Regions from separate parts of the Mus musculus genome. Here all the other regions are linked to region 2. Evidence: chromatin loops called from intact Hi-C (ENCODE). Cell type or tissue: heart. All regions are shown on one strand. Links, peaks and the distances in the headings refer to the core of each region. The heading gives the core; the rest is flanking DNA.

Region 1 (8,103 bases), core at 1,034-6,033, 57 kb before region 2:
TCTTCATTTCATTCACTGTTTGTTTCTGTTTTCATAGATTTCTTTCAAGGATCCACTCATTTATTCTTTGTGGACCTCTAATATACTCATAAAGGCTATTTTGGAGTCTTTGTCTTGTGCGGTTGCTGGACTCCAGCAGAAACATATTATTCTGGCTGTTACTGATTACGTTTTGGGGCTGGCATCTAGGCACCTAGGTTTGGGAGGATTGTAATTCTATGTTCTGATATCTGGTCTTGTCTTAGTTGGGTGGGTGCTTTGCTCTATAGTTTCTGTTGCCTTCTTTTTATTCTTAGAGTATGGGTTGCCTGGTAAGAAATGCTTCTGGGATCCTTCCAGATGTGGCCTCTGGGTGTTCTAGGTAGAAATAAGGTGTTTCTTGGTATTAGGAGCTGACACTAAATAATAGAGATTGCCTAGGATAGGGTGCGTGAGAGGGTCCACGAGGAGAGGCCACAGCTGGCGGCCTCCCAAGGAGCTGCGGATGACACTGGGGAGGAGAGGAGAGAGTGAAGATCTGCAGATCACCCATCCCCTTCCCTGGCAGGCAAGTGTCCATGGAATGTCTGCATGGAGTTGGCAGCTGAGACAAAGGGGTGGGGTGGTGAGGGAAGCTGTAGGAGAAGGTCTGCCTGGTCTGCTGGAGGGGGGGGGGCAGAGTGTGCAACACTTGGATTTTGCTCTGAACCTCCTGATCCTTGGCCAGCTTAGTGGTACAGTGATATGATGCATGTGGGGAGGATGCTAGTGTGGTAAAGAGGCTAACTTGGATGCCCACAGAGGAGGCTCCTGGGCTCTTGGAGGACAGGATGGTGGGAATCCAAGAAATAAGAGAAAGTACAACAGCAGCACGGGTAAGCAAACTAGCTTCTTGACTCTGTTCATGGGCTGATTTCAGGAATCAGGGGCCATGGTGGAAGTCCTACAGGGCCACTGCCTCGTGTGTTTTAGAGGGAAGCCGCTCCAATGGTGACCTCTTCTTTCATAGGAGGATCAAAAGAAAAAATAACAAAGGAGAAGTCATTGCACAGGTTAAGATGGTCTCTGGGACAGGTGAATGAAAAGAATCCACTGTTAGACCCGTGACTTGCTGAACTGAAAACTGTACCATGTATGGAAGGACCGATGGTGAGACAGACAGAGGGGTTCTGGATGTAGCGGCAAGGAGAGAACTACCAGATGTGAGGAGACAGAGCACCCTCAAATAGGGCAGCAGCACTGGGGAGACAAATACTGCCAGGGGTGGTAGGAAGCTTAGATCTGACTGTGGTCCTTTGGAACTGAAACAGAATTACAGCATATCACGTGGCTAAAATGTGCCATGGGGGAGGAGATTAGAGAAGATGTACCGGAAGTCAGTTTATGATGAAGATGTGCGAATCACTGGACTACTTGGGGCAGGCACAAGAGTTTGTTGGCTACTAATGAGTCCTCTTGGCTGGTTGTGTTGGCCTATACCTGTATTCCCAGAACCCCAGAGGCTAAGACAGAAGGATCATAAAGTTGAGCCCAGTATAGTGAGACCTTAGACCCTTCCTAGTAAGCAAGCACATCACAGTAGCAGGAATCAGAGCCTTACACGTCACCTAATGAAACACTTGATTGAACATCTAAATGCCACAGCAGGCATCTGGCCCATCCTGCGGGTTTAGTAGCTTGTGAACTTGCTTTTCCTGTACCCAGGCTGCTGGTGGTGACGTCACATGTAAGGCCAGCTGGCCACCTGTGCAGTGGAAGGAAGTCAATTTCCAGGAGTTAGCCCAGCCACTTCCTCCTTCTTGTTCCAGTCTCATCTCCCTCCTCCAGGTTCTCATATCTTTGTATTACAGGCAGGAGTCAGAGCTACAGTGTTATGAGTGGGAGAAAGAAGTGCTAGAAAGAGAACCACTTGCTGATAAACAGAAGCGAACTTCAGCCATGGATTCTGATATGGAAAGCCTCTTGTCTGTCCAGCCCATGCCCTGCTGTCTTAGTCAGGGTTTCTATTCCTGCACAAACATCATGACCAAGAAGCAAGTTGGGGAGGAAAGGGTTTATTCTTAAGCTTAAACCTCCAAACTGCTGTTCATCACTAAAGGATGTCAGGACTGGAACTCAAGCAAGTCAGGAGGCAGGAGCTGATACAAAGGCCATGGAGGGATGTTACTTGCTGGCTTGCTTCCCCTGGCTTGCTCAGCTTGCTTGCTTATAGAACCCAAGACTACCAGCCCAGAGATAATACCACCCACAAGGGGCCTTTCCCCTTGATCACTAATTGAGAAAATGCCTTACAGCTGGATCTCATGGAGGCACTTCCTCAACTGAAGCTCCTTTCTCTGTGATAACTCCAGCCTGTGTCAAGTTAACATATACAACCAGCCAGTACACCTGCTTTCCTGGATACGAGGCCCCTTTACAAAATAAAGAAGACAGTTACAGATATGGATGCTGGTTCATCCCTCAGCACTTAGCATTGCACGTGGCCTCTTGTGTCTGGGCTGTGTGAAGGGGTGGTGTTGTCTTGGCTATATACTTAAGGTTGGGAAGGGTAGCACAGGACATCTCTGCTTCTGCCTGCCCTAACTCCTGCTTCCACTGAGGCAGCACCAGAGGAAAACAGACTGATGAGGTAATGGGAGTCGCTGTTTCTGGGGCCCTAACTGCGCATGGATACTGGGTAAGAGCTTTATATTAATTTATTTAACCTGCTTGCTCAAATAACCCTACAGGAGGAGCATTATTTAACCAGCCTGCTTACAGATGGGAAACTCAACAACAGAAAAGCTAAGTCACTTGTATAAGGTCACACAGCTGCCAGAAGCCCTGGGATTTGAACCCTCAGCACTAGTGAATGACTGACCAAGTCATCTTTTAATGAGTTCTTAGCCAGTTCTCTGCGTGTATTGCTGTCTTTGACGTGATGGATAAATGGAATTAAGATAGTTTCTTTTTATTTAGCACAGTTTGCTTTGGTCTGAGTTTCATGGCTTAGCAGGTAAAAGTGCTTACAAGTGACGACTGGAGTTTGATGTCTGGAACCCAACATGCAAACCAGATGCAGTTGTATACGTCTGTAGTCCCAGTACCCTACTGTGAGATGTAGGAGAACCAAAGAGAAGCCTGTCAGTTCTCTGGCCTGAAGAGGGCAGCACAGCAGCAGAAACAAAAGAAACCCTGTCTCAAGGTGGATGGAGACCATGGAGCCTGACCTCCATATGCAAGCCATGGCATGCACATACCCACGTTCACAGGGGGAAATGCACATGTGAGCATGGGCGGGCACACACCAAGTAAATAATTTTATTTTAAGAAATGAGAGAGTGAAATAGTGCACCTGTCACCAGGGACCCGGTACAGTTGGCTCTTTGAGGTCCTCCTGTAATGAAAGTCACAGACACACACCCCATGTGACTGCAGCTCTAGAATGTACCTGCTGACTTCCATCTACCCAGTCTCCTGGCTGGAGGATGGAGGATGGAGGATGCAGTTGTTGGTTATCGCACTCTTCCTGCCCACGATGCTATCCCATGGTGCTCCCCGGACACAACGCTCACTGATGCCCTTCAGCCTGACTCCAGTGTCCTGGAATGCAGGCATCTTAATTGAAGGAGTAAACGTGAGGTTTCCTGAGAAATACTGGATGCCAAACAGACTCACTGTGCCTTTGCAGAAAAGTCCCTTTCTGCTTGGCCTGCCTGCCCGCACTTAATAGGCAAGGAGTTAGTTAGTTAGTTAGTTAGTTAGTTGCAAAGTAAACTGAAGACTTTGAACTGTGTTCTCACTTCAGCGCCACCAGTGATCAGCTGTGTGGCATTCCCTTGTCACTCTTGCCACCTGATACCAGTTTACTCTCTGGTGGAGTGAGGGTTTGGATCACGTGAGCCTGAAGTCCCAAACAGGATAAGTGTGGTCTTCCACATGTGCCCAGGTCCCATCCTGACAGTTTGCTTGCTTCATCATAAGCCTGTCCTGGCTAACAAGACAATGTGCACAATTGCATCCCTGATTCTCACTGTCCCTGTTCAAGAAGCATTTCCACTCCACGAGGCTGTGCAGGGAAGCAGTTTCCACTGGCCTGGGCTTAGACTGGGCTTCTTCGGGTCGAGTGAACCCACCCAGAGATATGACATGCCTCAGTCAAGGAAGAGTCCAACCCCTGCATACTTCCCACCATCACACGCAGGCCTCCTTACAACGGGAGCCACTCTTTGGGACTGCCAACTCCTCTTGTGGCCATTATTGCCACCACCAGTGAACAATCTTCAGACATGCACATCTGGGGCATGGGCAGTGTTTGGACAGTGTCTAGGCTGAAGGGCAGGGCCACAGAGCTTTCCTCTTCCATGGAAATGCCCTTGGTTATTATATTACACTGTTCTCTGGTTTTCTGTCTTTCTAAATCATTCCTCACACCCGTAACTTGGGTGACAATGAAATAAAATTGCATAATAGGAAGAGTTCTGCCTCGACCATCCCGCTCCAAAGAAATAACTTTAAGGATTTTCTTTTTTTGTTTGTTTGTTTTTTCGAGACAGGGTTTCTCTGTATAGCTCTGGCTGTCCTGGAACTCACTTTGTAAACCAGGCTGGCCTCGAACTCAGAAATCCGCCTGCCTCTGCCTCCCAACTGCTGGGATTAAAGGCATGCGCCACCACGCCTGGCTCTTTAAGGATTTTCAATTCTACCAAAACATTGCTATCATCACCAGCACTACAGTCAGTCTGGAAGCATGAATGTCTAATCACTAGAATGTAATTAAGCGAAAAATTAAATTAAATTAAATTCTCAAATTTGTAGAACACAACTGGTAGTTATTAAGAGCATGAGAATGTGAGAGAAATGTTTTATTAAAAAAGAACTGCAGACATAGTGTGTGTTTACACACACCTTTTAATCCCAGCATTTGGAAGGCAGAAGCAAGCAGATCTCAGTGAGGTCTATTCTACATAGTGAGTTGCAGGCCAGTCAGAGTTACATAAAAATATCTGCAGACACACAGTGTGATTGCAACAGTGAGAGGGGTGTTTGAGGGTCAGTGAGGTTCTGTGGCTAAGGACATTTTCCAACAAGCCTGGTGAGTCTTGGTGCCTACACGGTGGAAGGCAAGAACCAACTCCTAAAGTTGCTTTCTGACCTCCAGATACATACTGTGGCATGCATGCATGTACTGCTCCCCCAACCCTCTCCCACACACAAATACATTTTTTTAAAAGATTTATTTATTTATTATATGTAAGTACACTGTAGCTGTCTTCAGACACTCCAGAAGAGGGCATCAGATCTCATTACGGGTGGTTGTGAGCCACCATGTGGTTGCTGGGATTTGAACTTTGGTCCTTCGGAAGAGCAGTCGGGTGCTCTTACCCACTGAGCCATCTCACCAGCCCCATTTTTTAATTAAAGATATTTCAGCAAAGTATAAACAATCATTACAAAAAATTAAAGTAGCTGTATTATTACTGTTTTGATTTGGGTATGAAGTATACGCCCAAAGGCTTATATGTATTAGACCCCAATTGGTAGAGCTACCCACTGAGAGGTGTTCGGCTGATGAGGGTTGGAGTGGACCTGAAGCTCAGTGGACTGTTGGGAATGGTGGACACTGGGAACATGGGCCTATTGGAGGAAGTGGATCGCTGAAACCAGCCTACAAAGGGAACGCTAATGCCTCATTCCCTAACTTCTGGGTCTTTCTGCTCCATGGCTATGAGGTAAACAGCCTCTTCTGCCATACATGCCTGCTACCAGAAGCCTAGAGGTACTGATCTGATCAGCCTTGGCCTGAAACCACAGAACCATGAGCCCACATCTCTTCATTAAGCTGTACTTCTGAGGTGTTTGGTCAAAGCAATAGAAAAGGAACACGATTATATGCAGTATTTTTCAATGCTCAACATTATAAGGTTGGTTTTACAACAAAAACAAATGTGCACGGAGGAAGAGAGCAATCAAGGGAAAATCTCAAGGCATTAGACACCAACTCAAAGTAGCCAAGTAATTAAGGGGGGCTGGGACAAACCACAGCTTATTCAGCATTCTCATTTTCTTATTTACAGCCTCGTTCTGTTCTAAATTATCACAGGGAGCCTTTCCAGCACTCAGTGCCTCTGGGAACCTTAAGCTGATTGTGGGTGAGGTTCCTTCCATCTCAGGCGATGAGGTCAGTGTTGGGGTGCTCCCTGACACCCACACAGCTTTGTTACAGGACATGTTTTTACCTGTCTGTGTGAGCATGTCTCGTCCTCCTCTAGAGAGGCAGAGCTGGATAATGGCCGATGTTTCACCTCAGCACCACAGCAAGGCTGTGTTTGCTTCTGTAAACTAAGTAGTTAGGTACCAGAAACAGGTATGTGCCATGTCTGGAAGTGAACTGAAAACAGTGATGAGGCCACCGTTCCTTGTTTGGTAGTGTTAACTCTCCATCACTGTGACAAAATACTGGAGTGCAGGTAACTTAAAGAAGAAAAGTTTAACTTGGATAACTTGTTTCAACTTGTGGACCCTTCACTCTGTCTGTGGGCCTGGGAGAGGCAGAACATCATGGCAGAAGGGTGGGGTGGAAGACGGCTGCTCTCTTCAGGGTGGGCAGAAAGTAGCAAGAGCAAGGAAGCCAGTGAGTGACCAGTTGGGCTAGGGAGCAAGGACATGTCTCCACTGACCTAAAGAATTGACCTCAACTAAGCTTCACACCCTCCTCTAATAACTTAATAGATTAACCCTTTGATGAGGCCAGAACATCAATATACAATCACTTTCCCAAAGCACCAGCTTGGGACTTCGCTATATCAAAGAATAGTTTATGTGTGTGACGATTAAGATTTCTAGATGTTTATTTCAAGATGAAACCACATTCCAGAATCTGTAAGGAAATTGGACGGTCCATGGCATAAGTCTGCACAGACTGCAGTTCTAGCCCCTGTCTTGCTCTTTCTTGCACAGCGGAGACATGGCCCCCAGCTGTGCTCAGCAAGTCCACACTTCTGCTGCAGTGTCCTTCAGGAACTCTGCTGAGGACTAAGCACTGCTTTTCATTGACAGAGGTAGAGTATTACAGGAAGCGTGATGCCCTGTAAGCTGTGGAGGCAATGAGAACACTCAGTCCTTTTTGACTTTGCTGGGAGATGCTCTCTGCCCGAGAGAGAAGAAACAAGTGGAGAATCCACTGGACAGGACATGAGGATGTCAGGTTTGTGGTAACTGGAGCCTGTAGGGTGGGGACCCTGTGCCAGCACTGCTCAGTACCCCGAATGCCACTTCACTTCTTCCTCACAACAACCTCCTGAGTTAGAACTCTTCCATTCTCATTTGTCAAAAGAGAAGTCAAGACTCTAACAGCCATAGCCAGCAGGCAGGCTGTGGAAGAGTGGGCAGTGGGGAAGTTAATTCTTCCCAGGTACATAGTGACTTGGAAGGAAGTTCCTGGGTGGGGAGACAGCTCAGTCAGTGAAGAACTTACCTTTAGGTGTGAGGACCTGTGTTTTTTTTTTAAGCCAGGCATGGTAGCAGGGAGTTGTAATCCCGATGGTGAGGGGCAGAGGATCCCTAGAGATCACTGACCCCCAGCCTAGCCTGTTCACCCCCAGCCTAGTTTATTCAGTGAGTTCCAGGCCAGTGAGAGATCTTGTCTCAAAAAAACAAGGCTTCAGACTTCTACATTCACATGTGCACACTCATATATGCCTGTGCGTGCGCGTGCACACACGCACACACACACACAGCTCCAAGACATGAGCCATCAAGATGGCTCAGCACTTGCCATCTTGATCTGAGTTCATGATCATGTCTTATGATCTGAATTCAATCCCTGGAGCCCACATGGTAGAAGAAGAGAACTGAAACACCCCCCCCCCAAAAGCTTGTCTTCTGACCTCTATGTGAATGCTATACTATCGCTCATGAGAGAGAGAGAGAGAGAGAGAGAGAGAGAGAGAGAGAGAGAGAGAGAAACACACAGAAACACAGAGAGAAAAACAGAGAGAGAAACACACACAGAGAGAGAGAGAAACACAGAGAGAAACAGAGAGAGAGAAACAGAGAGACAGAGAAAGAGCACACACAAAGTAAATCACTCAATCAATAATTTTTAAAAGAAATCTTCAGTTTGGTTATGTTGTATAAATGCAG
Region 2 (8,103 bases), core at 1,045-6,044:
ACAAAGGTGCTTTGCAGTCTGTCCACTTTTATGCTTTTTACAGTCTATGAAAACACTGCACACTCGAGGACTTTTTTTCAGTTTGATATTCGGGCAACTCTGCCAAGCAAGCATTGTCTTGCTTCCTTCTTTTGTATCCCATGAAACTCAAGGGAAGTTCTCCTTTGGCTCCAGGACCATAGGAGGTTCCTGGAAGCAGCCAGCCTGTCTGCAGCACGCGCTCAGGAAGGTCCAGGTCAGCAGGCACTTTCTTTTGAAGGCTGCCTGCCCATTGGTCTCAGACTCCTAACCCTACGTGCACATTGGAATCACCAAGGGAGCTCTGAAGCAATAGTTTAGACATTCCGACAGAATTAATTTGTCGAATAGTCTGGGTGTCTGGATTTGCTACACTTTAAGTTGCAGGCAGGCGGGCTGAAAACGCAGGCCTTAGATCACACTGGGATCTTGATTCCGCTGATCTCTGAACTAGGGCTGCATCTGACACTCTGGGTGAGGGGTGGGAGGCGGGGGTCTCTCCCCTGGAGTTTCAGCCAGAGCTCTTCCACAGCAGCCTTACATTTCCTCAGCTGGTTACAGAGCCTGCGGGCGCCAACCCCCATGACTTACCAAGTTGGCAGGACTTTGGCTCAGTTGGCCCTGGAGTACGGTGACTCTCAGCAAGGGGATCCGGGGACTAGGGTCGCGGATCGGGCGGGACAACAGCTGGGAGGGAGGGCGCTACCGCTCGCGGTCCGGGATCAGGAGCTGGCTGTGTCTACGGCCGGCCGCGCCTGGGCTCGGGTGGGCTCCGGGGAGGGAACAGGGCGGAGCGGGCGGAGGAGGCGGGGACCATCCGTAGCGCTGCCCCCCTGTCTCGTTTCCCGGGAAGGAGCCGCCGCACACTGCATCGGACGAGCGGCCACTGCGCAGTGGGAGTGGGCAGGCCTCGCAGTTCGCCCAGGGGTGACACCCTGGGAACTCGTCGTGCCAGCTCTGCCACGGCCGCGGAGAGCCAAGGCCCGCCCCCTGAGAGTGCCACCCAGCGCCTGTAACCACAACCAATGCCGGGACCCGGGCAGAAAGGCTGTTAAACTAAGCAAACTAAGATCAAAATAAGATTCAGTTTGATCTACTTTCAGAGACGGAGACTTTCTCCTCCTCTGTCGTTAAGTCTTCTCTTGACCACGAATATTCTAGAGCCTTTTCCTTTACTGTAAGGAATTACGTAAAGGAATTAACATGTTAATAAACCGTCCGAATAAATATTTTTAAACGTTTTTGACAGTTAAACAAAAGTGCTTTGAGATTTTTGGCCACATGTAGTCATGGTTATGAAAACTCGCATGAAGTTGACCCTCTGAGAAAAGCAAAACCGAAACTGCAAGAACTGTGTTCTTGCATGCGTGAAGGCCTCCCTCCTCCTGCAGTGTGCTGCAGTGCTGCAGCTAAGTGACTGAAAGGAAAACTTTGATTCTAAGAGCCTGATGTGCTAAGACGGAGCCAGAACAACCGTACTGTGCACCTGCAGGGCACTGTTCATTCTTAGCCTTCTGCTTTTTGCTTAGACTATTATTTACATTTTTGGGGACAGCTGTTCCTTACTTGTTATTTTGGACTTTTTATTTTGGGATATTTGTAAATTAATAAATAACTGGAGGAAATAATGCAGATTCATGTACCTGTAACTCAATTTGCCCCAGTCTTGAAGAGCTACAACACAAAAAAAGCTATGGTAAGCAGAAAACAGACTACTAATAGAGTCAAGATACAGAACAGGTCCACCCCAAGCAACCTTGTTCACCGTCCCACCCTGTGCTCAGCCTCTGGCAACCACAAACTTGTTCGCATTGCTAGAAATGTATCAAGACTTTTAAAATAGATGGAATCAGGCTGCACTTTGGAATAACATTTTAAAATTCTGTATTACATTTGTGTGTGTTTGGGTGTATGAGTACATACATATTATGATGCACATGTGGGGATCATAGAACAATGGCAGGGCTTGGTTTTCTCTTTCCACCATGTGGCTTTGGGGCATAATTGAATTCCGACTTGGTAGCAGGCACCTTTACCCACTGAACAGTCCTACTGGCTCTAGTATTTTGCTATTTTGTTTTCATTTAGTATAATCCTAAGAGGATTCACCGAGACCATTGCTTGTATCAATAGTGATTCCCCTTTAATTATTTTCCTTGGGCAGTATTCCGAAGCACATGTTCCTGTAGCTTTTTGAAATACTGCTTACCTTTTTGGGCTATTTTCAGCCTTTGGCATCAATTTCTCAAATGCCTATTCATCTATCTTCTGAAATAGCTAAACCATTTAGCATTTCCACCGTTGACCAGCTAAGTGACTGCTTCATAGCATATCACCAGCTTCTGGTGCTGTCCCATTCCATCTTGGCCATTTGGATAGTTGTATTGCCCTCGTGAGACACTGCTGTGGTTTTAGCTTGCTGATGACGTGGACTTTTCACGTTTGTCTACATGCCACCTGTATCTTCTCTTGAGGAAAAAATGTCTGTGTGTCTCTTGTTCATTCACCTAAATGTTGTGTGTTGAGAGTGTGGCTTGTAAATATTTTCTCCAATTATTTGCCTTTTCTTTCTTCTTCTTTCCCTGCTTCTCTTTTTCTCCCTCTCCCTCTCCCTCTCCCTCTCCCTCTCCCTCTCCCTCTCTCTCTCCCTCTCCCTCTCCCTCTCCCTCTCCCTCTCCCTCTCTCTCTGACAGGCTTTCAGCTGTCCTAAAACTCACTATATTGCCAAAGATGACCTTAAGCATCTCCTTCCAAGAGCTGGGATTGAAAACCTATGCCAGCATGGGCAGACACCATGAACCAAACTCAGGGCATGCCAGGCAAGGACGGTTAGCAACCAAGCTATATGCCTGAGCCCCCTGCCTGCCCTTTCATTTTATGAAGTCCAGCTTACTCATTTTACTTCGATGGGTCATACATTTGGAGTTGAGTTTGAACTCTGCCAATTCCTAGATTTTAAAAATTGGCAGCTACCCTGCCCCTAGAGGCACTGCTGGTGTGGCTGCTGTGTCACATGGGAGTCAGTAGGTGGCAGAGAAGAGAGAGGCTATGTCTATGCTCAGTGTTCTGATCTGTGAACTGAAGGATTACTAGCCTAACACGTGAGCCTGAGATGACCACCAGTCTAGTGTTGCAAAGGCCCAGATGGGTCCTAGGGTGAGGAGTGAGCCAAAGACTGGACGAACTCTGCGTGGGACCCTGGAACTGTGGGCACCAGATAAACAACCCTCCTATGGAGACATGTGGTCCGGCCTGGGCAAAGAGCAAGTCCAAGATGGCCACCAGTCGGGCACCAAGCAGGCCTGGAGGGGAGAGGGGCAGACCATGCCTGAGACAACCCATGCCTAGTATCATAATGCACAGGCAGGACATAGCACTCCTGAGACCACTGCTGAGATGACCCCAGACACACAGAGACCCTGGACACCACCAAGAAGAGCACGTAAGTGGTGGAGAAACGGAAGAGAAAGAGAAGCAGAAGGATGTGTGCACAATGAAGAGAGGCAGAACTGGAGACTGGAGGGTAGTGAGGAACAACCTGATGTGAGTAGCTAGGACCTGGGACCTGGGACCTGGGACCTGGGACCTGGGACCTGGGACCTGGGACCATGGTGAGGTCCTGGCTGGTGATGCCACTGGAGGCCATGTCTGGATCCATGGCTCTGCAGCAGCAGAGGGTATGTTACCACCAAAGGCCCCACCCCTTGCTTGAGCATAATGGGAGAGTTGGTGGGGGTGGGGGTGAGATTAGGAGAGCTGACCCCTCCCCTAGCCAGCACTTAGAAGAGCTTCGACATTGCCCCCACCGTCACAACTCGTCACATTGCCCAAGAAGCACAGTAGAGCCAACCCTGGATTAGGGAATTATGGGTGGGTGAGTGGGCCCAGAGGGTGTGAATGTGAGAGAGCTGGTTGGTAATTTGTCTGCCACATGGTGACAAGGACCAGGGAGAGATGCCTTCCCCCACTCTCACCCCTTGCCACCTATGTCAAGCAGGGGTGCTGGCCCCTGGGTTATGAGAGTGGGAGAATTGGCCTCATCCCTCCCCTGCTACAGCCCTTGGGAAAGTGGGCCCTGCACCCTGCCTTGGCAGCACAAGAGAGCTGGCCCTGATGGTGTGAGTGTGGTTGAGCCAGCCAAGAGGGCATGAGAGCAGGAGAGCTGGCTCAGCCCCTTGCTTGTGACAGCATTGGGTGGCCCATCCAAGGCGAGGCAGAGGAGCTCACTCCAGTGGTGTGGGTGCAGAACTGGAGGGCTGACCAGCTCATCTACCTCTCAGGCCCAGATCCAGAGCTTTGAATTGGCACACCCCAAAATCTATCCCATTGAAGAACTGCGGAATCCATAAAGGGGCTGGTCCTACAGATCCAAAACTACACGATCTCCATGACACAGGGCAAGGTATCCAAGAGGAATCTCAGTGAGGTTCCAGTATTGATGGTGTAGAAGAAGCCAGAGGCCTCAAAGCAGACCAAGGACTCATGAGTCCATTTGAAAGCAAAGAAGTGTGGACAAAAGGGTTTACTGTGACACACTGTGACACACTAAAGCTTCCAGAGTGAGATTTTTTTTTCCTCTCTTGGGGGAAAGTTGCAACGGTGGAGGGCAGGTATTAGGAGAGAGGGAGATGAGTGGGTTTGGGGTCCATGGATGTGAAATTCACAAAGAAACAATAAAAAGTTTAAAAATTGGCAGTTACATCTTTTTTTCTAGTAATTTTACAGGTTTGGGATTCTATTGTTTGTTTGCTTTCCTGAACAGGGTCTTGTTATATAGCCCAGATTGGCCTCATACTTGTGGTCCTCCCCAAGTTCTATGCCACCGTGGCTGGTTAGGTTATAGCCGACATTTACTCTTAGAATCTAAAATCCTCCCTCTTCTTATACAGTGTGCCATTTATGATTCAGGATTGTTTGCTACAAAGGTTCTCCCATTAAGTTACTTTGGCCAGAAGTCAGTTTGGTGTATTCTTGTGGGTCCTTCCCTGGGTTCTCTGATCTCCCCCATCGCTCTGTGTACTCACCCTGCTCCATCACTCTGTGTACTCATCCTGCTTCATCATTCTGTGTACTCATCCTGCTCCATCGCTCTATGTACTCACCCTGCTCCATCACTCTGTGTCCTCATCCTGCTTCATCATTCTGTGTACTCATCCTGCTCCATCGCTCTGTGTACTCATCCTGCTCCATCGCTCTGTGTACTCACCCTGCTCCATCGCTCTGTGTACTCATCCTGCTCCATCGCTCTGTGTACTCACCCTGCTCCATCACTCTGTGTACTCATCCTGCTTCATCATTCTGTGTACTCATCCTGCTCCATCGCTCTGTGTCCTCATCCTGCTCCATCGCTCTGTGTACTCATCCTGCTCCATCGCTCTGTGTACTCACTCTGCTCCATCGCTCTGTGTACTCACTCTGCTCCATCGCTCTGTGTACTCACTCTGCTCCATCGCTCTGTGTACTCATCCTGCTTCATCATTCTGTGTACTCATCCTGCTCCATCACTCTGTGTACTCATCCTGCTTCATCATTCTGTGTACTCAACCTGCTCCATTGCTCTGTGTACTCACCCTGCTCCATCGATCTGTGTACTCATCCTGCTCCATCGCTCTGTGTACTCATCCTGCTTCATCATTCTGTGTACTCATCCTGCTCCATCGCTCTGTGTACTCACCCTGCTCCATCGCTCTGTGTACTCACTCTGCTCCATCGCTCTGTGTACTCACCCTGCTCCATCGATCTGTGTACTCATCCTGCTTCATCATTCTGTGTACTCATCCTGCTCCATAGCTCTATGTACTCACCCTGCTCCATCACTCTGTGTCCTCATCCTGCTTCATCATTCTGTGTACTCATCCTGCTCCATCGCTCTGTGTACTCATCCTGCTCCATCGCTCTGTGTACTCACTCTGCTCCATCGCTCTGTGTACTCATCCTGCTCCATCGCTCTGTGTACTCACTCTGCTCCATCGCTCTGTGTACTCATCCTGCTCCATCGCTCTGTGTACTCATCCTGCTCCATCGCTCTGTGTACTCACTCTGCTCCATCGCTCTGTGTACTCATCCTGCTCCATCGCTCTGTGTACTCACTCTGCTCCATCGCTCTGTGTACTCATCCTGCTCCATCGCTCTGTGTACTCATCCTGCTCCATCGCTCTGTGTACTCACTCTGCTCCATCGCTCTGTGTACTCACCCTGCTCCATCGATCTGTGTACTCATCCTGCTCCATCGCTCTGTGTACTCATCCTGCTCCATAGCTCTATGTACTCACCCTGCTCCATCACTCTGTGTCCTCATCCTGCTTCATCATTCTGTGTACTCATCCTGCTCCATCGCTCTGTGTACTCATCCTGCTCCATCGCTCTGTGTACTCACCCTGCTCCATCGCTCTGTGTACTCACTCTGCTCCATCGCTCTGTGTACTCATCCTGCTCCATCGCTCTGTGTACTCACTCTGCTCCATCGCTCTGTGTACTCATCCTGCTCCATCGCTCTGTGTACTCATCCTGCTCCATCGCTCTGTGTACTCACTCTGCTCCATCGCTCTGTGTACTCATCCTGCTCCATCGCTCTGTGTACTCACTCTGCTCCATCGCTCTGTGTACTCATCCTGCTTCATCATTCTGTGTACTCATCCTGCTCCATCGCTCTGTGTACTCACCCTGCTCCATCGCTCTGTGTACTCACCCTGCTCCATCGCTCTGTGTACTCACTCTGCTCCATCGCTCTGTGTACTCATCCTGCTTCATCATTCTGTGTACTCATCCTGCTCCATCGCTCTATGTACTCACCCTGCTCCATCGCTCTGTGTACTCACCCTGCTCCATCGCTCTGTGTACTCACTCTGCTCCATCGCTCTGTGTACTCATCCTGCTTCATCATTCTGTGTACTCATCCTGCTCCATAGCTCTATGTACTCACCCTGCTCCATCGCTCTGTGTACTCACCCTGCTCCATAGCTCTATGTACTCACCCTGCTCCATCGCTCTGTGTCCTCATCCTGCTTCATCATTCTGTGTACTCATCCTGCTCCATTGCTCTGTGCACTCATCCTGCTCCATCGCTCTATGTATTCAGTCCTTCACCAGCAACTACATCGAGTGCCCATTTTATTGCCATTTTTAAAAATCCCCTTACCTATTTCACTTTGTCAGTTTTAGAAAAATGAATCATGTTACAATTTTGACAGCAGATTTGTTGAGTCTGTTCTGGGTCAGGGGAGAGCAGACAATTTTACCATGGATCATCCCCATGAACATTATCTTTGGATCTTTCAACACTTGACTGTTACCATTTGTCTTCCATCCTTTTATGCCCACCTTGATTTCTTTGTTCAGTACACACACTGTTCATACTACTGTGTTTTCACTACATATGCTGTTCATAGCTTTCCAAGAGTTACACTTAAGCATTTCCATGGTTATCCATTTCTTTTTTGGCTATTATTTTGAGATAGAATTTCATTGTGTGGTCCACAGTGGCCTTGAATGCACAATCTTTCCCCTCCCACCTCCCAAGTGCAATAAATATAGGCACATACCATTATGCATAGCTAGTATTTTCTTTCCTTTTTTTTTTAACCAATTGTGTACATGAATTACAGAATTACAATGTTCCAGCCCAAGTGGGAAATTGTTGTGTTACTTAAGTTAAATATATAGAATTACTATATGAGCCATTATCCTGCTCCTAGGTATAAATCCAAAATAATTGAAAAGTAGGACTCAAAAATATGTGTGCATAAATGTTCGTGGAAGAAGTATCTGTCGTAGTTGGAAACGAGAACCGTCCAAGTGCCCATGATGGGATGAAGGCTAAACAAGTGTGGCGCATGAACACAGCTCATGCTATTCACAAAACAGATGTGGAGTTCAGGTGCCTACTACAGGGAGGCTGAAGCTCCAGGACACCTCACTAGAGGGTTGATACAAACAGGCGCCTGTCTGATACCACTCCCATCCCCATAGACAGGGACAGAATGGAGTTTCACAAGGGTGGGAGAGTGGGCAAGACTTTTGTACCTGGTTTCACTTGGGAGGTGACATAAATGCTTTGGAACTGGAGGTGGTTATAACACTGTATAA
Region 3 (8,103 bases), core at 1,034-6,033, 390 kb before region 2:
CACAAGTGCTGGGATTAAAGGCATGCACGACCACTGCCTGGCTGGCTTTAAGCTTTCCTAATCAAGAGGTTTGAAACAATTATGTGCTAGAATCAAATCAGCTTTCTCTGATGAAACAAATAAGCAAACAAAGTGCCGTCGGCAGTGGGGCCTACAGAGTGACCACTAGCCCCAACTGTCCCGTAGCTGTGTTCCTTGGCCAGCTTGGCTCAGCAGCACTGAGCCAAACACTGCCGCGCACTTGAAGGATGGCTGCTTTCGGATACACTGGTTTCATTGGGTTTTCTTCTCTTGGAAGAGTCAGAATTCTAGACATCCCTCCTAAAATATGATTCCAGTCTTCCTTTTTATTTGAACCCAAGTCTACGAGTAGAAAGAACTGTGTACAGGTTGTGATGAGGCCACACCAGCAGAGCCTGTGAACTTAGAAATCAAAGCAGGGTCTTGTGAGTGTCTATGTTACCGTTTTCTATTGTCTTTAAAATACAATGGAGGAGTGGGGAGATGGCTCAGTGGCTGTGACCATTTGCTGCGGAAGCATGAGGACCCAATTTCAAACGCCCAGCACTGCAAAAGGCGCATGTGCCTGCAACTCCAGCTGCAAAGAGAAGAAAAGGAGAGGTCCAAAACTAAGGCGGCCAGACTAACCAAAATGATTCAGTGACAATCTCAAGGCAATAAGGCAGACAGCAGTGGGGGAAGACACCTGGTGTCCCGCTCTTCTGGCCTCTCACTCATGGGCATACACTCGTGGGTGTACACACTGCACACTTGCACCACATATGCAAATCACATGCATAAAAACGCATAACCGAAATGCTGCTTCCAACTCCTCGTGAAACTGCAACCCAACCTGTATCACCCTTTGCCATCCCGTCCCCATCCTGCCAGTTTGGACCAGTGATCTCAGTCCTCTCTCCCCAAACTCTGACCTGTCAGTATGTGCTATTTATTTAGGGTAACGTGATATAACGCAGTTGGAGCAAAAGTAAGGAGAGGGAGACCCAGGAGAGGGCAAGGGGCCCAGGAGGAGGAAACAAAGTTATTGTCTGGATTAATGCAGACACAGTTCTGTGAATGATGGATGGAAGCTACTAAATAGTATGTACGTCTTTCCTACCTTTTGAGTCAGAAAAGGTGAACTAATAATATTTGTATTAACACTGGAAAAATACATTAGAAAGTAATAAATGAGGTGAAGGGACCCAGTGAAGGCTGAAGAGGACATGGGCACAGGAAACACTTCTCGTTTATGACGTGCTTAGGATTGATCTCAGAGCCTTGCACATTCTAAAGAAATGCTAGACAACTGAGTTCCATGCCCAGTTAAAGACGCCGTCATATATATTATTATTAACTTCAATCAGTTGATTTTTTTAAGTCATGAGAATGTCATATAATTTTTTGTTTGTTTGTTTTTAGTGAGAGAGAATTACCTTTTATCTTGGACAGAGGGGAAAGGTTAACTGTTAACACCACAGTGTTTGAAACCCAGTGACTCGGACCCTAAATCCCACACTCAAGAAGCTGAGGCAGGGGCTGGTGAGATGGCTCAGTGGGTAAGAGCACCCGACTGCTCTTCCAAAGGTCCAGAGTTCAAATCCCAGCAACCACACGGTGGCTCACAACCATCCGTAAGGAGATCTGACTCCCTCTTCTGGAGTGTCTGAAGACAGCTACAGTGTACTTACATATAATGAATAAATAAATCTTTAAAAAAAAAAAAAAAGAAGAAGAAGCTGAGGCAGGAGGGTCACAAAGTCAAAGCATGCCTGGACATCACAGGGAGATCCTGTCTCAGTCAAAGCAACATGCAACAAAACAAAACCACAAAGAAACAAACCCATTAGTATTGGTCAAGTTCCCTTGGTCCCCAGTAATTTTGTTTGAGACAACATCAGTTCCTGGCTCTTAGAGTGAAGCTCAAAGCCAGGCATGGTGGCACATGCCTTTAATCCCAGCACTTGGGAGGCAGAGGCAGGTGGATTTCTGAGTTCCAAGCCAGCCTGGTCTACAGAGTGAGTTCCAGGAGAGCCAGGGCAACACAGAGAAACCCTGTCTCGAAGAAACAAAAACAAAACAAAACAAAACAAAACAAAACAAAACAAAACAAAACACCAAGCATCCTGCTGGGGCCTGGCTGACTGGGGTCTGGCAGCGAGAACCACGGGCGTGTGTCTACCTCTGCTCTCTCTCCACAATAGCTATGACAGCCGGGAGGGCTTGAGACACGGAAAAACCCTTCTTCCTCCTCCCACCTCAAAAGCCAGGCCTTCAGGTGGCCGAGGAAGAATTTCCCCTCTGTGTAAAATCCAGAAATGCCCTCCCGCGGAGGCTGACTTGGATAAACTTGGCCAGGCAAATCGCCCCTTGGAGAGTTCTCTGAAAGCCGTTCAACAGCCAGTTGGCCATCTTCGGCAGAAACCGTCCACAGGGGAAAGTTCCCAGGACCCACGCGTGTCTCATGCAGTCATTACCGTCATGGAAAAAAGAAATGCTTTCCAAGATCCCCGGCTGACACAGTCAACTCTAAGCCTAGGAGAGAAGGGAAGCGGCAGGAGACTGGGCACGCCCCTCAGCCAACACACTTCCCTAAGCAGTGATTTCCTACCAAAAAAGGGCTGTAAATAATATTTTACCTAAATAAAAATTTCCTTATCACTTACTCTTTGAGAACTTATATATAGTATAGTTTATTTTAATCATATTCTTTCCCGACCCGCAACTCTCCCAGATTCCCTCCCTCCATCCAATTTCATGTTCTCTTAAAAAAAAAGGAGCCCCCACCCCCCCCCCATGGAGACTTGATGCCCCAGAGAAGGAGCATGCTAGAGGGGTGAGGAGGGAGCGGGTAGCTGGGTGGGCAGAAAAGCACCCTCTTAGAGGCAAAGGTGGTGGTGGTTCGGTGGGATTCATGGAGGAGAGACCTCGAAGGAGGACAACATTTGAAATCTAAATAAATAAAATAATTAATTAAAAATAATAGTAATAAAAAGAAATAGTTACAGCCTAGCCAGGTAAATATATTGCTATCAATCTCATTTAACTCTTCGCCCCTCACTGGAACAGGCTCATAAAAGACAACAAAAACTGGTAGAAAATTCAAGGCGGAAACAAGATTGTCAATACAGTGTGTGTATTTGGAAATAAAATGGCACAATCAGGTGTAAAGAAGAGCCGCATGGGAGTTGATACAAATCAGTCTCAAGGGGAAAAAAAAAAGGGAAAAACCCACTAAAAACCATGGGGTCCGATTTATGTTGGCCACTACTTCTGAGCATGAGCCCTGCCCTGGGTCTGGCTGACATACCCATTGTCACTCCTTTGAAGAAAACTTGTTTTTCTTCTCCTGGCAGCTCAGGTATTTCTAAAAACGGGAGCTTAAAATAAAAGCAGAAGAAAAACAGAGGAGAGGCAGAAGGTAGAGTCACCTCATGCTTAGAGAGTCTCCAGTCGTCATTGAGGTCCATTTCTTGAAACGACTCGTGGGACCTTGGGCCATTTCGAATTTCCAGGAGGTCAATGTTGAATATCAGTGTGCTCTCTGGAGGGATTTTACCTGATATGAGGAGGTGGGGAAATTTTTATTTACAAGATCTAAAAGTATTCATAACAAAATCAATTACAGTAGCAGACATTCTAACTACATTCAATGAAGAGGTGCTCTACAATGGTCACAGATAGTAGAAATCACTTATTTCTAGATCATACTTTACCCAGGAAAGAAAAGTAGAACAGAGGGAGGAATAACCAACCCAAACTGGCAGAAGAAAAGCACGCGTTTGGGTAGCAGTAAAAACACACACAGGTGGATATGATAAAGGCCTTGACACTAATTTTCAAATACAATTCAGGCCCTTCATGTCACACTTCAAGAATGACTTCTAAAGGACTTGAGTAATTCAGACTGAATTACATTATAAAAGATTTGTTAATTTAGATCAGAAAATCTTGACCCTCAAGTACACAGGGCTGTCACTACAGTGTCTACCACTGGGAGGCAGTATTTAATAGTGGGAGCTCTGTGAACATGGAGCGCAACTGAACTTCAACTTCACATCTGCCACCTCTCGCTTCTGTCCCTTATCTGTAAAATGATTGACAATTTTCTACCTTAGGTATCATGGAGAGGACAAAGGGGGAATATCCATAAAAAAATAATACCCTTGGGGTTATTCTTGATAAATAGGGATTGATGTTTCATGGTTTTAAAAATAATAAAGGAACATTCAAATTTTTCAACGACTTCGGATACCTCCTGACATAGGACTTTATGCATTTATTTGTTGAGACATTTAATCAGAAAAGGGAAATCTAAATCAACTTCTGAAAGGAAACTAACACATCTTTAAAAGTTAAAAAAAAAACAACTTGTTAAAAATCTGGGGATACAAACAAACAAACAAAAAACCCTAAGAGTCAAAGAAACAAACTTTCTTGGAATTTTAGGCTTTTTGTTGTTGTTGTTCAAACTTGCTTTCTCTATTTAATATAAAGGTCAGGGTACAGAGGTCAAGATACACTTGTTAGACAAGACTTCACTGTGTCCCCATTTCCTCAAAGTTCTATGAAAGGGTAGTCAGTTTCTAAGAGAAAAACACTCACAGGATGAGCCAAAGCTTACCGTTGCCGATGGAGACAGGGAAGGGACATGCATAGACCGGTGGGAAAGCTGGTATCTTTCCAAGGAGGCATGCAAGCATGTACTAAAATACTACAAAATTAGTGGAAGAATTAGTTCCATGACACCAAAGGAAACAACTCAGCCTTAGATCTCTGCATGCTACGAAGTGAAGCTGAGCTAACTAGGTCACGGACGACGACTACTGTTGCAAACATAGAGTTAGTACTGAAAGAGCAGTGGCACGGGGAAGAGACAGATTACATCTAAAGGCACTAGAGAAACCTCTTCTAGGATGCTCCATTTCTCCTGCAAAGAATATAATTAGAACTGAATGTGTTTAATAGCCATGGCAGTGGAACATAGCTTAGAGAGCCAGTCCTGCTTCGGAGTACATCATAGGCACATACAGCGCTTAACCTCCCTAGGAAACAGGCGAGGAATCTTCACCCATACTTTGTCAATGGCTATGCTCGGCTGAAAAATGCCACGAGATCTAATTACACCACATCAGACTGATTCTCTGCCTGCTTCTGATGACTTCTTACAATTATTTTCTTCACTGTATAAGTACTACATTTTCTTCATAGAGAATTTGTAAGATAGACTCAGAAATGAATGTAATTCTCAGAATCACAGTATACTATTAATATTTTATTCATTGTGATCTGCTTTCTATGTGCATATACTTCCCATGGGGAAAGCTAGACAGACACAAAATCTATTTGCTACTTTTACATTGAACATATTTCATGTATAATTTTTTATTTTTTGCAAATGGCACTTTTAATAAGTGAGCTACATCTTATATGGCTAACCCCAATTATAACACACTCAAGTTAGTTCCAATTGGTTAATAACAACACGGTGGTAAAAGTTCACAATCCTGTCTCTTCAGATATGGCCATTGGCCCAGATCAGATTTCAGTGAAGAAACTACCTCTGGGGCCAGCTGATAAGCATCATCCGACAGCCCGAGCGCTGCATGAATTCAGCTAAAATACCAGGTGTCAGTGCCTTGGAAAAAATTGCCACAAAAGCTGTGTGGACCACACAGATAGGCAGTGGTGGTATACACCTTTAATCCCAAAACTCATAAGGCAGAGGCAGGCACATCTCTGAGTTAGAAGGCCAGCCTGGTTTAAAGACCAAATTCCAGGACAGCCAAGGCTACACAGAGAAACTCTGTTTTGAAAAACCAAAAATAAATAAAATAAAATTAAGCTATTGAGAACTTTACAAATAGGTTTAAAAGCAAGAATGCAACTCTCCCAGTGAGAGCTGTGGTGTGGAAAACTTCCTGGCTGTAACTAGACACAGCCATCCATCAAACTACATCTGATGAACCTATTCCAAAGGTTCAAATCAAGACACTTTTCTTGCATTGTTAGAGCGAGATGGCAGGTTTCCTCTAGAGAGGGAAGCATTGTGAGCTGCACAGCAGGGAGGGTAACACAGCAGTGAGGGTCACACAGCAGTGAGGGTCACACAGCAGGTAGGGTCACACAGCAGGGAGGGTCACACATCAGGTAGGGTCACACAGCAGAGAGGGTCACACAGCAGGGAGGGTCACACAGCAGGGAGGGTCACACAGCAGGGAGGGTCACACAGCAGTGAGGGTCACACAGCAGTGAGGGTCACACAGCAGGTAGGGTCACACAGCAGTGAGGGTCACACAGCAGGTAGGGTCACACAGCAGGGAGGGTCACACAGCTGGTAGGGTCACATAGCTGGTAGAGTCACACAGCAGGTAGGGTCACACAGCAGGTAGGGTCACACAGCAGGGAGGGTCACACAGCTGGTAGGGTCACATAGCTGGTAGAGTCACACAGCAGGTAGGGTCACACAGCAGGTAGGGTCACACAGCAGGGAGGGTCACACAGCAGGGAGGGTCACACAGCAGGGAGGGTCACACAGCAGGGAGGGTCACATAGCTGGTAGGGTCACACAGCTTGTAGGGTCACTCAGCAGGGAGGGTCACACAGCAGGGAGGGTCACACAGCAGTGAGGGTCACACAGCAGGGTGGGTCACCCAGCAGGGAGGGTCACCCAGCAGGCAGGGTCACCCAGCAGGCAGGGTCACCCAGCAGGGAGGGTCACCCAGCAGGGAGGGTCACCCAGCAGGGAGGGTCACCCAGCAGGGAGGGTCACCCAGCAGTGAGGGTCACCCAGCAGGGAGGGTCACCCAGCAGGGAGGGTCACAGAGCAGTGAGGGTCACACAGCAGGGAGGGTCACACAGCAGGGAGGATCACACAGCAGGGAGGGTCACACAGGGTTACCTTTTCCTTCTTTGCCATAGCCCAGGGCAGGAGGAACGGTGAGCTTTCGCTTCTCTCCCACACACATTCCCTTCAAGCCTTGGTCCCAGCCTTTGAGAACCTCCAGTATGCCCAGGGTGAACCAGACAGGCTGACCATTGTTATGTTTGTGACTGCCAGAAAGGAAACACAGCAGAATTTTAAAAGCTCATTTTGTTCTTAACCACTAGGAATTGAAGCCAGAGCCCTGTGCATGCTAGGTAAGCACTCTATACATTAGAGATGTGTGTGTGTGTGTGTGTGTGTGTGTGTGTGTGTGACTTAAAAGCAAAGATTCTTGCTGTGCTTCATGTGTTTCTACCCATCAGTGGTTAAGCTTATGAACTTAGAAATGAAAGGAAACAGCAATTCTTGGATTAAAAACACACACACCTAAGTCGTCTTCATAGCAGTTCAATTTCCTGCCCACTTTTCTTGCTGCAAAATTCATAAATTGAGCCAGCTTAAGAAGGGCAGAGAAAATAGTAAAAAAAAACTTAATTTGAACATATACTTTAAAGTAAGTATTATCGTAAATTTGTCTCTAATGCCAACGACAATCCTATCATTGATAGGTGTACTGGCTAGTTTTGTGTCAACTTGACACAGCTGGAGTTATCACAGAGAAAGGAGCTTCAGTTGAGGAAATACCTCCATGAGATCCAACTGTAAGGCATTTTCTCAATTAGTGATCAAGGGGGAAAGGCCCCTTGTGGGTGGGACCATCTCTGGGCCGGCAGTCTTGGGTTCTATAAGAGAGCAGGCTGAGCAAACCAGGGGAAGCAAGCCAGTAAAGAACATCCCTCCATGGCCTCTGCATCAGCTCCTGCTTCCTGACCTGCTTGAGTTCCAGTCCTGACTTCCTTTGGTGATGAACAGCAGCATGGAAGTGTAAGTCGAATAAACCCTTTCCTCCCCAACTTGCTTCTTGGTCATGATGTTTGTGCAGGAATAGAAACCCTGACTAAGACAATAGGTATTCTTGGAAAATTGTCCCCAGGATTTGGTCCTCTGTCCTTCAAACCACAAGGAGGGCAAATCCACAGTAGTTGCACATAACCTACTGTATACATTATACCATCTTTAGATTGCACAGACTATAATGTAAATGCATATGAATAGTTGTTATACTGGCTAATGGCAATACAAACTCTCCACGTGTTCAATAACTATATATTGTTTTC

Evidence for each region. Peaks named below come from ENCODE experiments on the same cell type or tissue, not always from the same donor. Only the 100,000 strongest peaks of a DNase experiment are listed, where the experiment ranks them.
Region 1: a loop joins it to region 2, with 2.7 times the contacts of the local background. A loop is called at or near these places in 10 of 42 quality-filtered maps.
Region 3: a loop joins it to region 2, with 4 times the contacts of the local background. A loop is called at or near these places in 3 of 42 quality-filtered maps.

What each region holds. Positions count from the first base shown.
Region 1 is chr6:54,914,597-54,922,699 of GRCm38, forward strand. No RefSeq gene overlaps it. Among named protein-coding and RNA genes, the nearest start is that of Nod1, 54 kb to the right of the region's middle. In heart, for the core only: a CTCF peak has its summit at 3,117 (motif pointing right); a DNase peak (open chromatin) is centred at 3,155.
Region 2 is chr6:54,971,660-54,979,762 of GRCm38, forward strand. Gm24230 (a small nucleolar RNA gene) reads left to right here and starts at 2,992; the gene lies at 2,992-3,120. Nod1 (nucleotide-binding oligomerization domain containing 1) reads right to left here and starts at 953. Exons shown (of 12, transcript NM_172729.3): 1 at 610-953. In heart, for the core only: CTCF peaks have their summits at 1,409 and 3,024 (motif pointing right); DNase peaks (open chromatin) are centred at 1,412, 3,082 and 4,152; H3K4me3 peaks cover 571 bases; H3K27ac peaks cover 79 bases; H3K27me3 peaks cover 668 bases.
Region 3 is chr6:54,582,372-54,590,474 of GRCm38, forward strand. Fkbp14 (FK506 binding protein 14) reads right to left here. Exons shown (of 4, transcript NM_153573.2): 2 at 6,902-7,053; 3 at 3,432-3,559. Among named protein-coding and RNA genes, the nearest start is that of Fkbp14, 6.8 kb to the right of the region's middle. In heart, for the core only: a CTCF peak has its summit at 3,978; no DNase peak of the experiment used is centred there.